Linked DNA regions of Homo sapiens: all the other regions are linked to region 4. A link is a contact called in ENCODE Hi-C or POLR2A ChIA-PET data. All regions are on one chromosome and are shown on one strand. The core of a region is the stretch at or near the end of the contact, and the rest is flanking DNA. Distances in the headings are between cores, read along the strand shown.

The links. A loop is a pair of places that touch in the nucleus more often than their neighbours do. ChIA-PET counts read pairs that join two places held with the same protein, here RNA polymerase II (POLR2A). Pooled maps may share reads with other maps.
Region 1: a loop to region 4 is called in a map of naive thymus-derived CD4-positive, alpha-beta T cell, with 6 times the contacts of the local background. The contact joins the promoter of SELPLG here to the promoter of CRY1 in region 4. A Hi-C loop is called at or near these places in 1 of 168 maps with a recorded cell type or tissue (naive thymus-derived CD4-positive, alpha-beta T cell) and 7 of 50 pooled maps. POLR2A ChIA-PET finds 5 or more read pairs at or near these places in 1 of 52 experiments (WTC11).
Region 2: a loop to region 4 is called in a map of chondrocyte, with 6 times the contacts of the local background. The contact joins the enhancer-like site here to the promoter of CRY1 in region 4. A Hi-C loop is called at or near these places in 2 of 168 maps with a recorded cell type or tissue (chondrocyte and endothelial cell of umbilical vein) and 3 of 50 pooled maps. POLR2A ChIA-PET finds 5 or more read pairs at or near these places in 1 of 52 experiments (PC-9).
Region 3: a loop to region 4 is called in a pooled map, with 2.6 times the contacts of the local background. The contact joins the enhancer-like site here to the promoter of CRY1 in region 4. A Hi-C loop is called at or near these places in 1 of 50 pooled maps. POLR2A ChIA-PET finds 5 or more read pairs at or near these places in 2 of 52 experiments (Caco-2 and activated T-cell).

Annotation. Positions count from the first base shown.
Region 1 is chr12:108,632,139-108,635,143 of GRCh38, reverse strand. It overlaps SELPLG (selectin P ligand), which reads left to right and starts at 1,250. Exons shown (of 2, transcript NM_003006.4): 1 at 1,250-1,404. It overlaps LOC105369968 (a long non-coding RNA gene), which reads right to left. Exons shown (of 3, transcript XR_007063449.1): 2 at 1-813. RefSeq lists a silencer at 439-488 and an enhancer at 1,729-1,778.
Region 2 is chr12:108,838,470-108,841,653 of GRCh38, reverse strand. The region is part of intron 2 of SSH1 (slingshot protein phosphatase 1); the gene reads left to right. Among named protein-coding and RNA genes, the nearest start is that of MIR619, 3.1 kb to the right of the region's middle. RefSeq lists enhancers at 1,998-2,599, 3,159-3,184, 2,593-3,184. Within about 2 kb of position 1,558, at least 9 of the 41 ENCODE cell types and tissues checked have a DNase peak (open chromatin) inside an H3K27ac peak, as active enhancers do.
Region 3 is chr12:106,089,933-106,092,806 of GRCh38, reverse strand. All of the region lies in intron 2 of NUAK1 (NUAK family kinase 1), which reads left to right. Among named protein-coding and RNA genes, the nearest start is that of NUAK1, 48 kb to the left of the region's middle. Within about 2 kb of position 1,531, at least 12 of the 41 ENCODE cell types and tissues checked have a DNase peak (open chromatin) inside an H3K27ac peak, as active enhancers do.
Region 4 is chr12:107,091,919-107,095,215 of GRCh38, reverse strand. CRY1 (cryptochrome circadian regulator 1) reads left to right here and starts at 1,667. Exons shown (of 13, transcript NM_004075.5): 1 at 1,667-2,412. The coding sequence starts at 2,255. RefSeq lists silencers at 1,196-1,275, 1,606-1,835 and an enhancer at 1,376-1,525.

The sequences.
Region 1 (3,005 bases), core at 1-2,500, 1.5 Mb before region 4:
CCTGAGGTCGAGAGTTCAAGACCAACCAGCCTGACAAACGTGGAGAAACCCCATCTCTACTATAAATACAAAATTAGCCGGGGTGGTGGCACATGCCTGTAATCCCAGATACTCGGGAGGCTGAGGCAGAAGAATAGCTTGAACCCGGGAGGCGGAGGTTGCGGTGAGCCGAGATTGTGCCATTGCACTCCAGCCTGGGCAAAAAGAGTGAAACTCCATCTCAAAAAAAAAAAAAAAAAACAACTTTGTGCAAGGCAAGATATGAGTATCTTTCTGTGCATGTCCTGAGCCCTTGCCTGGTGCAAAGCCGCAGGGCAGATCCTGGGAGACCCCCCTATTCCCTCCCTTCTGGAAGTGTCTGGGTATTCTTAGGCCTCCCAGCCTTTGCCTCTGCTGTGCTCTCTGCCTGGGATGCCCACCTGGCTTGTCATCTCAAGTGCCACTTCTTGGAAGCTCCTCCTGTTAACCTCCCTCCCCCACCCAGGATGGAAGGAGAGGCCCCTCCCTTGCTCACCGCAGGATGGCACTCACTGCGCTGTGTCATTGTGGCATGATGTTCCACCGAATTGTTTACTCGCTGGCCTCCCCATTGGATGGAGGGCTACCAGAGGGCCACAGCCCAGAATTGCTGGCCTTTAGACCTCAGGGCATGCAGTCTGGAGTGCCAGAGTTGGTCAAATGAACAAATTTAGGATGAAGAAATAAGATAAGCAGGACTTGCCCTTGTGGTATCTGTAGTCCAGCTCCCTAGAGAGGCTCTTGGTTGCAGCTGAAAGGGCCTGTGCTGTGCATCTACAGAGAGTGTTTTGAGTCCTGCGAGAAGAAATACACCATATTTGCAAACCCTTTGAAGGTTCATATTTTGTGTTTTTTGCTCCCTGACCACCTCCCACCCCTCCCCACGCCCCACCAATCTTGGGCAAGAAGCGAGACCATTCTCCTTTTTCTCTGGTCACTCCTGTCCTTCAGGGGGCTCCCTCTGGCCCCGACTGTCCATTGCTGCTGAAGTAATGCTGTGGCCTTTCTCAGTTTGGGCCCCACCCAAAACCGAAGAACTTCTCCCCAGAAAGCTTCTACTTGGTTCTCAGTGTTTTCACAGTTATGGGAACCCAAGAACAGTGTCAGACCTAGGAGGTGCCCCACTACCACCCTGTCTTTATCAATGTTGTCACCAAAGCTGTCACAAACAATGGGGTGTGGGCTGTCACATGGCCCTGCCTAAGTAACCACATTCTCGCTTCCTCCTTCCACACACAGCCATTGGGGGTTGCTCGGATCCGGGACTGCCGCAGGGGGTGCCACAGCAGTGCCTGGCAGCGTGGGCTGGGACCTTGTCACTAAAGCAGAGAAGCCACTTCTTCTGGGCCCACGAGGCAGCTGTCCCATGCTCTGCTGAGCACGGTGGTAAGTGCTGGCTTGCAAAACCACAGGGAGTGGCTGGAGGTCCCCATGGGCCAAGGGCCTGCCTTATAGCTGCTGGCAGGCCCGGGTAGGACCGCCAGGCCCTTCTTGAGCTGCAGCACCTGGGGAGGGCAAACTGAGGCTCCTCCGACTCAAGACTAAAGTCTTCCTGGAGTCTGTGGCCTTATTCTGTGACTCTTCTGAATCCTGCTCCTGCCAACTTTTTTTTTCCTTCTTTTTTTGAGACAGGGTCTTACTCTGTCACCCAGGCTGGAGTGCAGTGGCACAATCATGGCTCACTGCAGCCTTAAACTCCTGGGCACAAGTGATCCTCCCACCTCAGCCTCCTGAGTAGCTGGGACTACAGGCGCACATCGCCGCATGCAGCTAATATTTTTACCTTTCCTAGAGATGGGGTCTCACTTTGATGCCGAGGCTGGTCTCAAACTCCTGGCCTCAAGCCTCTTGCGTTGGCCTCCCAAAGTGCTGAAATTACAGGTGTGACCCACCAGCCCCAGCCTCCCATTAACTTACTTCCCTCCCTGGCCAGTTTGCCTGCAGCGTCTGGCTTGGCGGCATTCTGATTTTGAAAATCAGAGAAACCATGAGTGTTTCCCTAGAAATGATCTTATCCTCTCCTTTCCTGGATGGGAAACTGAGGTCGGGAGAGGTGAAGGGATTTGTTTAGGGGCAGAGCTGAGATTAGGTCTGGAAGACTCCAGAAAGTAGGGGGAGTGCAGGATTTCTCTTGAAGCTGCATGTTATGGACGCATAAAAAAGTTCTTTTCAGAGAAAGATGCATTCTTCCCACTTTTTATAAGACTGAGGAAATGACACTTGTCTGTGGCAAACTATTAAAATATTAGAATTAAGATACTATTGTTAGCAAAAGGGAAAACAATAATAATAATAATAATTAGAATATTTGGCTGGGTGCAGTGGCTTACACCTGTAATCCCAGCCCTTTGGGAGGCCGAGGCAGGTGGTTGGCCTGAGCTCAGGAGTTCTAGACCAACCTGGGCAACATGGTGAAACCTCGTCTCTACCAAAAATACAAAAACTTAGCTAGGTGTAGTGGTGTATGCCTGTGGTCTCAGCTACTTGGGAGGCTGAGGTGGGAGGATCACTTGAACCTGGGAGGGGGAGGTCGCAGTAAGCCGAGATTGTGCCACTGCACTCCAACCCGGGTGGCAGAGTGAGACCCTGTCTCAAAAAAAAAAAAATTAGAATACTCTTATTAGTTTGTATTTGAGATACTTTCAGGACACTAAAAGGAAATGGTGGGGGCCAGTTGTGCCCTGCTGTACACACATTCACACACACACACACACACACACACACACACACACACACCCCATATTGTCGATATCTGGGCTTCTGTTGCCTGGAATTCTCTTCCTCTTTCCTCTTTCTTCTGTTTTCCTTTTTTTTCCATCTCTGACTTTGAGGCCCCCAGAGCCAGGCCCCTCAGTGGGCCGGGGCCTCAGAAGGTGGCTCCCAGGCCCTCAGACAGCCCCAGAGTCTCTTCCGAGGCCGTGCCCTGGGTGGTTGATGCCTCCCTCAGCAGGCTTGGCCAGCAGCCAGGGGAGTTAAACCTCAGAGAG
Region 2 (3,184 bases), core at 309-2,808, 1.7 Mb before region 4:
GTATTTTTAGTAGAGACGGGGTTTCACCATGTTGGCCAGGTTGGTCTCGAACTCCTGACCTCAGGTGATCCACTCGCCTCGGCCTCCCAAAGTGCTGGGATTACAGGCGTGAGCCACTGCACCCGGCCCTATATATTTTTTTTAATTAGAAAACTCATTCTAGAATGGGGACAAATGAGGACAGAGACGTGAAGAGTTAATTCTGTCAGAACTTAATTAAACTTTTCATTAAGGTTAACGTAAAACGAATTTTGCTCAGAGTCTAGTAGGTTTCATTAAACTTTCGAAACACCAGTACTTAGACTTCAAAAGAACGCCTCAGGGCTCTGGTCTCCTTCCTGTGCACTTAGCACATTGCGTGAGCGTGCACGCATGCATGTACACACCAGGAATGTGCGTGCAAGCTCAGCTCGTAGGTAGCAGTGTTACCAGCGTTCATCTTCATGATAAATGGGGCAAAGCTGTGAGACGGAGTCAGACAACCTAGGGTCCATCTTGAGAGGCGTCATCTGCTGTGCAACCTAAGGCAACGCCTCTTCACTTCTCTGGGTCCCTGTCTCCTGCTATGTAAAGTGAAAAGACAAGATTAGGTGATGGCCTCCAAATTTAAGAATGAGTCCTCAGACCCACCAATCTAGATCTGTGTTTATATTGTGCTGCTCATCATTTGCTGTGTATTTGTAACTGACTATCACGAGTTTTATTCCCACGGTGAGAGCAAGGTCATGCGCTTATGGGGGTCTAGCTGGGTCAGGGCTATGGTCTGACCCTGCAGTGGAGAAAACCAGCCGGGCTACTGAGAGGAAGTGACCCTCTGCTGGGACTCACCTCCTCCTCCGCAGGGCTTAGCCTGCCGCGTCTGCCCCCAGGAGCAGAGCCATACACAAAGCAGCGTCCGTTTAGAAAGAAAGTACTCGCATCTTTAGAACTCATCTTTGGCATTCATTGTTCTGTGGTCGGATCTCTGGATTTAGACAGCTTATTAGAAAATTCCTGAGATGAGGAGGACATCCAGATGGGTCATGCTGCTTCAAGGAAGGCTGAAAATGAGAAACCAGGATTAATCAAAATAGGATTAATCAAAATCCAGAGGAGCCATTTTCTTTTTTTTTTTCTTTTTTTTGAGACAGTCTTGCTCCGTCACCCAGGCTAGAGTGCAGTGGCACGATCTCGGCTAACTGCAACCTCTGCCTCCTGGGTTCAAGTGATTCTCCTGCCTCAGCCTCTTGGGTAGCTAGGACTATAGGCTTGTACCACCATGCCTGGCGAATTTTTTGTATTTTTAGTAGAGATGGGGTTTCACCATGTTGGCCAGGCTGGTCTTGAATTCCTGACCACAAGCAATCCAACCACCTCGGCCTCCCAAAGTGCTGGGATTACAGGCATGAGCCACTGCGCCCAGCCCCCGAGAGGAGCCATTTTCAAAGCGAACTGAGCGATTGGGCTGGAGGGTGCGGGGGCTCCTGCTTTGTGGGTGTAGTCAGTGTCGGGATGCAGGGTGATGTGCTTATGAGGAAGCCACGCTGGCCAGCCTGCAGTGTGGGGGCAGAATTGCAGTGAGATACAAGAGACTGCCGCATAAATGAGGACATGCCGGGAGAGCCTGCGTGTGGTCAGAGCGGGGCTTCTGGATGGGGCATCGGCCTTGCCACTTAGCTCACTTGCATGTCTGACCCTGGGCCCACCACCTGCCTTCCTCCTCTCAGGGCCCTCCTGAGGCCTCCAGAGAGTCTTGTTCTGTGTACAGTGTCTGGCCCTGGCCTATACCCAGTGGCCATCATTTTCAGTGCCAGCCCTTCCTGCCGCACTTGTTCCCCTCCAAAGACCAATGTTAACCAAGTGACACCTAAGAGGAAAAACCCAGCCTTGACCTGTTTTCCTGCAAGTTCCTCTGAAACCTGTGCCAGGCTTTTATCTGGGAAATATCATTCTTGAGTGCCTTTACTTTTACAGTTTTTTTTTTCTTTCTTTTCTTGAATGGTTACTTTTGAAGCTATTTTTAGAAAGACTTTGTTTCAGAGAAGGCTGTTCAAGGTCCTGTGTTAGGAAATGCCTGGTCTCTCCCTGTGCCCACAGAAGTCATTCCTGGTCCAGGCCTGGCACGCACTTGCCAAGAGTCCTCGAGGCGTGTTTCCCCAAATCTGGGCCCCATCAGAATTCCCACAGGAAGGGGCCTTCAGTGTGGTCTGGAAAGAGCCAGGCTGGCTGCAGCATCTGGAAATCACTTGTCACTTCCCCAGTGGCCAGGCCCACCCGTGCCACGCTGTGTCTGTTGCAGCTGGGAGTCTAGGAGTGGCTCTTTAGGTCTGGAGTCAAGGCCACTGACCTGTTGGCTGCCCCTACAGCAAGAAGGCTCCCTAAGGAACCTAATTCCCAGGCCCTGGGGACTCCTGACCAGGCCCCACCTCATGAGATGGAAGGGAAAAGAACCTCTTGTGAAACAATATGGTAATGGAGGTGGTTTTTACTTAGCTATTGGCTTTTTCCATTCAGCCCATGTGTATTTAGTGCCTAAATATGGGTTCTTTGCCAAATGCCAGGGATTCTGTGTGGAGTCAAAAAGAGTCCTTATCCCTCAGGGGTAATGTGTGTTGTATCTACAGTAGTGCCCTCCAAAAAGGATTTGAAACACCTTACAACATTCATAGAGAACAATAGAATGTAACATTAGTGAGAAAATCGGGACACGAAGAAAGCAGAAGAAAATAAGATGAAGTAAGGGGAAGGTTTGTACATGTAATACATGACATAGCATTGGTATGGTTACCAGAATTTGGCCACAGATCTGACTTTGAGTTTCCTGGTAGTCAAAGCAAAGAGAGAAACAAGACCAATCTCTTGATTCTTGGTGTCCTGAAAATACCAGCAGATCAGTTCCTCGGAAGAACTCTTCCTGATAGATACCTGTGGTGTTCACAAGGAAGCCCAGCATAATGGATGGACAAGCAAGTTGTCTTAACAGGGAGAGCTGATGCTGCATGCCTATCCCACCAATTACCCTGGGTATTTGTGGTCTTAAGAGGTGAGGTCAGCAGCAGCACTTGGTGCCAGAGCTGCTGGCCGCCCCAGCACTGAGACAGGATGCTGAGTCACATCCTGCAGGGCTGCGGTATCCTGGCTTCGCGTGCCCTTCACAATAGGAGGCCTGCACGGGCAGGTCAGCCCCTGCTGTTCCAAACATGTG
Region 3 (2,874 bases), core at 282-2,781, 1.0 Mb after region 4:
GTTGCACAAATCTGCCATCCAATCTTGCTGGGTATCTACCCAACAAAAATGCGTACAGATGTGCATCAAAAGACATGCACAAGGATATCCACAGTAATACTATTCATAACAACCCTCAACTGGAAACAGCCCAAATGTCTATCAACAGTAGAATGGATAAATAAACCACACGATACATTCACATAATGGAGTACTCTAGAGCAATGAGAATGAACAATCTTTGACGACATTGAGCAACGTAGATTATTCTCACAAACATGTTGAATTAATGACAAAAGAAGGTATACTACGTGATTCCATTTTTTTTTTTTGAGACAGAGTCTCGCTCTGTCACCAGGCTGGCTCACTGCAACCTCCTTCTCCTGGGTTCAAGCGATTCTTGTCCCTCAACCTCCTGAGTAGCTGGGATTACAGGTGCCCACTACCACGCCCAGCTAATTTTTTGTATATTTAGTAGAGACGGGGTTTCACCATGTTGACCAGGCTGGTCTCGGTCTCCTGACCTCATGATCCACCCGCCTCGGCCTCCCAAAGTGCTGGGATTACAGGCATGAGCCACCACGCCCGGCTATGACTCCAGTTTTTAGAACTTCAAAACTCATCTACGATTTTGGTTCATATTCCTCATATTCATGGTATTGGTGTATCTGTATCTTTGGGGAGATGATTAATGACAGAAAGAGGGCATGGCAGGGGTGCTTGCAGGGGGCTGGCAATATTGTTTCTTGATGTGAGTGCTGGTGCCCTATTTATTTATTTATTTTATTTTTTGTTTTAGAGATGAGGTCTCGCTATGTTGACCAGGTTGGTCTCAAACTCCCAGCCTCAAGCAATCCTCCCATCTCGGCCTTCCAAAGTGCTGAGATTTCAGGTGTGAGCCACCATCCCCGGCTTGGTTCCCTATTTATAAAGTAGGGATAATATGGATCCCTATCTCATAAGATTATTGTGAGGAATAAATGTTTTAATCCATGACATGTAGTAACTGTTCAATAAATATTAACTATTCTTATTACAAGCTTTCTAGGGAAGGAGAGATCCCTGTCTGGGAAGTCTCCTGGAAAAAATTGAGCCCCAGACAATTTCACAGGTCCAGGATCCTGGATGCTGTCCTGTGCCTTGCTCCTGTCTCTTGGATTGTTCTCGGCGATGTTTGGTTGCCTGTGTGACTCACCTGCAGCTCCTTGTGGGCTTTCAAGGTCTTGTGTTTTATTCATCGCCGTCTTCTTTCTCTCCTCCTAGTCCCTGGCCCTGCCAGCTGCTGGCGGTTCTGTTTCTGCTCTGTTCCCTTCCTCATGCTGACCCTTCTACCTGGCCTGCCTTTCCTTCCCCTCCAAACTGGGAAAAGTCTTCTTTCGGTATCCCCAGTGCCATCTGCATAGTAGGTGCTTTCTGCTGTGCTAAAAACCAGGCTGTACACCACCTGGCCATGGCCCCAGTGCTGTGGGCTGACTCAGGCTGAGCTAAGTTTCTATTCAGGGATTTAATTTTCCTGGTAGGCCTGGCATGTCAAGGGCCATAGTTTTCCTTACCATTCTGGAGCCACCGGGCCTCTGGGTAAAACTGTCTGGCCAAGAGACACAGGCTTTCATTTTTCAGAAAGGAAACCCTTCCCAACTGGTGGAAAATAAGCTTTTGCTTAGTGACTAATAACATAAACACAGACAAGATTTCTGGGCTTATAAATAACCAGTTGTAAAAGTGCCCAAGGGAAGCAGCCTTTTTTTGCTAGAAGAATGGCCAAGAGTATCCCTGTCACCTTGTAGATAGTGACCTTAAGCACGGGCAAAGGAGCGTTGGGCCAAGGGTGTGGAAGCTGCTCATTCTTCAGTATTAATTCCCAAGGCCTTGCTCTTATACATTATAAATCCTGGACTATTCTGGAAAAATAACACCCAATCTCTAAGGTCCTTTCCTGCTCGAAAATCCTGTGATTCTGTGGCAGCCACAACATGTTTTAAAGAGCGATGCCAGCAGGGAGAGGAAAGTCTTAGGGTTTTGTTTTGCTAGAGCTGCCTAAGTGGCTGATGAAGTAATTATGAGCACAGCTTCCATTCGTTGAGCACTGGCCGGGGCACCGTGCTGAGGGCGATAGACCTGTGAGGAAATTACTAGTCTCATTGGACTGATGAGGAGGCGGAGGGTCAGAGGGGTTGATATATATGAGTAGTAATGGAATGGCTGAGAGCTTGGGGGTAGCAGTCAGACTGCTGGGCCCAGTGCTGGCTATGCCTCGTACTCTTTGTAGTTATGGGAATTATTATTCACCTTGTCGCCCCAGGTGTTCTCATCTGTAAAATGGGGATCCTCATAGTACCGAATCCTTATGATGTAATTCATGCAGAATGATTATTAGCATGGTGCCTGCACATGGTAAGCCTACAGCAAATTTTGCTGTTATTAAGAAAGGCTTCAAGAAGCTTCATCTGTAACAGCTCTGGCCTCCTTGATGAAACACTGAGGCTTGAAATCTAGAAATCTTCTTTGCTCTCAATTAATTTAAGGTGACAGGGCCTTGACCGTGAGACTTGGGCTTCTTCCTATGGGGGACTGGGGGATGGTGTCCCAGAGCCAGGCCTGGCTGCTCGGACAGTTCTCTGACCAGATTGCTCACTGGCCCTGCCTGAGAGAATGAGGGGCCAGTTTTATCCCTCGGGTATCATCTCATTCATCCAGTGTTTCCCAAACTGGCTCCATATGAGTTCTTCTGGATGCCAATAGGAGGATTGAAATGGCCCAATCAACTGGCAGAACTCTGAGTTAAGGAAACCAGGCTCTCTGAGGACCATCAAGTATTAATGTTTGGCTTGGGTTTGACTGTGGAATTTTTTCTTCTTCAAGATAGCTTGCAGAATGAGTACTCCATGGAATATG
Region 4 (3,297 bases), core at 418-2,917:
TAGGGTGCACCCTAATGACCTCATCTTAACTTGAGCATGTACAAAGACCTTATTTCCAAATAAGGCCACATTTATAGTCATTGAGAGTTATATGATTTTGGGGACACACAATTCAACCAATAAGAATTGCCATCTCCTTCTTTCTTTTAACTTTGCCAAACACACTGGTGGCCAACAGCACTCACTCACTCACTCATTCATTCATTAAATAAGCATTTGCCTATGTCAGGCTCTGTTCTGGTGTTGATGCAAAAAATAAAAACAAAAGAAAACTGAATACAGACCCAGTCCTTGAGAAATCACACTTCAGAGGGAATCAGAGGCACATTATTATGATAATAAGTACTATTACTGAGTTGGTATTGCTAGGAATGGGCACTTTTCAACTAATTTTCACGGTAGTGTGAAAAGTGATGTAACAGAAACATACTTGGAGAACCCAGGGAGGTCCTAAATTTGCCCTAGGGATCAGGAATACTTTCAGAAATTAGTTATTATTTCATCTGAGTCTAAAGGGATGCGTAGAAATATCCTAGGTAGCTCAAAGGTGGTAATATTGAGTACTGGATTCCAAAGAAGAGTATTTTATAGAGGAAAAAACAGCAAAGGTTAAGAGACAAATTGTAAACCCCAGGAGGGGTGGGGTTTTAGTCTGTTTTATTAAGTATCTCCTGTATCTCTAGTGCTTTGAACAGTGCCTAGTTCATTCAAAAAGTAATCATTGAATGAATTTAAGGGCATCATATATCTAAGGGATGCCATGGCCTGCAGTTCACTGTCGCTGGAAAAGTAGACAAACGTCCAGTTTCAAAGAGACCGGTAAACTACATTAAATGTAAGAGACGAGGGGTGAAAGGTTGATGATATATATCGCTAGTATTAAAAAAATTCCAGGAAGTCCAGGAATGCCTGGCATCCGTCCTGCCAATTACCCTTTTCCCCAGAGTATGTACAAGGGGGAGGAGGCACCCAAGGGCCAGGAGAGTGGAGGGGCACAGCTCCACAATCTCCAAAGTAGGGTTCTCTGGCCAAAGCAGGATTGAAGCACATGGTTTGGACTTGAAATGTACGTGGAGCCTCCCACTCTCCTCCTTCCACTCCATCCTCCCCTCACTCTCCGCCCGACTCCACCACTGGCTCCTGAAGGAAACCGGACAATTTCCAGGCCCTCCCCAAATCCCACGGGAGGAATCGCCGAGCGCGCTCCTGCCCGCCGGCCCCGCCCCCTTACCCTCTGGAACGCAGCGAGAGCGCACGCGCGCCTAACGGAGCAGCGCGCGCGCCCGCAAGCTCCCCGCATCCCCGTGCTCATCCGGGTCTCAGCGAGCCTCGGCCAATGGTGGCCGCTCATGGCCCTTGGGGGCGGGGCTAAGCCTTCCCTCACAAGGGGCCTGTGGTCAACGCGATTTGCTTCCAAGGGACGGCCACCAGTCGGCACAGGAAAGGGGCAGAGGCAGTGAGTTCAGCGTGTGGACGAGGGTCAACAAGTTTGGGATCAAGCGGCTGCCGCTCCTCCAAAAGCGACCGAAGCGCGAGCAGATTACCCCTCCGAGCCAGTGTAGTAAACACACTTCAGAAACGTGAGGTGCCGGTGGTCACGAGGGGAGCGCGCCCTCCAATGAGGAGCCGGGGGCGGGGCCGAGGCCGCTGACGCGGCGGCGGCGGCAGAGTCACCCGGGCAGCCTCGGGACCGGTCACCGGCCGGCAACCGTCCAGCGGCCTCGACCACCGCCTCTAGCCTCCGTTCCCGGTCCTTTCTCCCGGGCCGAGAGACAGCGTCGCCGACAGGGGCTCATTCCCCTCCGGTTCTCCTCGGTGACTCACCTCGGGCGGGCCGTTTTGTCTTTAGGGGCCGCCTTGGTGGGGCGAGGTTTCCGTGACGAATCTCCTGGGGCCGTCCGTGCCGGCTCGGGCCGTCGTGGCGGCTCGAGCTCCTGGAACTTGCTCAGGCTCCGGAGGTCCGAGGCCCTCGAAGTTATGCGTCGCCTCCAGGCGGTTGCGGCGGGCGCGGGCTCCTAAAGGGCGTCACACCCGGACTCCGCCGACTAGGCAACCTCCATTCATCTTTCCACTGCGCCTCCGGCGCCCCCGCCTTCTCCGGTCCCCTCCTCGGAGTCATTTTTTCCTGTTCCCCCTCTGCCGCCCTTTCCTCACGCCCCGGGTGAGGCAATTCTCTTGGAAGCGAAGGTGTCGGCTATGAGCCGGAGCCTCCTTCCTTGAATTTCTCCGTGGAGGACCCGCCGCGCCCCCCGGCATGGGGGTGAACGCCGTGCACTGGTTCCGAAAGGGGCTCCGGCTCCACGACAACCCCGCCCTGAAGGAGTGCATTCAGGGCGCCGACACCATCCGCTGCGTCTACATCCTGGACCCCTGGTTCGCCGGCTCCTCCAATGTGGGCATCAACAGGTGGCGGTGAGTCACAAGCCCGTGGGAAATGGATTTGGGTGTTTAATGAGTCTGATGTTAATGAATTCCATGCGATCCGCCAAATCTGTGAATTTAGACGTGGGACTGTCTTGCTTATACCGCTTACGAATTTTAGGTGCCCTAAGTATTAAATAGAATTGACTTAATACTTCTCTGGCCAAAGAGTACTGACGACCTGAAACACTCGGTCTTCATCAGTGAGTTATGTGTCTTTCTGTGCTAACTGGAGCTCCTCCCCTGAATTTGTGGAGAATTCTTAGTGCTGGAGTTAAAGAAACACCTTTCCTGTCCTTAGTGGCCATTGTATATGGATTCCCTTGGCCTTTTTGTGGCATTCGGAAGGATTGTGATGTTTCCTGTTTACGTTTGTGTCTAGGTAACTCATAGTATGGAGAAAAATCATTCATTCAGTACAGCAGGCTCCAGATCCAGTGTTCTTCCACCTTGAGGTTACTGTGGGAAAAGCAAGGGAAACAGCATTATCTGGTTTCTCTGCTCGGTTCTTTTTCTCAACTCCTCCTTGTGGTTGCCGAGACAAAGCACAGTTTTTCTTTCTAGGCAAGTTGTAGTCCTTCTAGGGATCAGAGCACTGAAAGAAATCTTAGAGATGCTTTATGATCTTTTCCTGAAACACCAGGCTACATGATTGTTAGGCCCCCTGGTGGAAATAAAAGCATAGCTCAACAGATAGACTCTTGATCACTTAGCATGTGCCAGGCACTGATTTAAATGCTAGGGATATAGCAGTGAGTGAAAGACAGAAAGTCATGTCTTCAAGCAGAAAGTAAAATATGTAGTATTTTAGGTGGTGATAAGTATTGTGGAAAAAAATAGAGCAGAGTAAAGGGATAAAGAATACAAGGGTAGGGA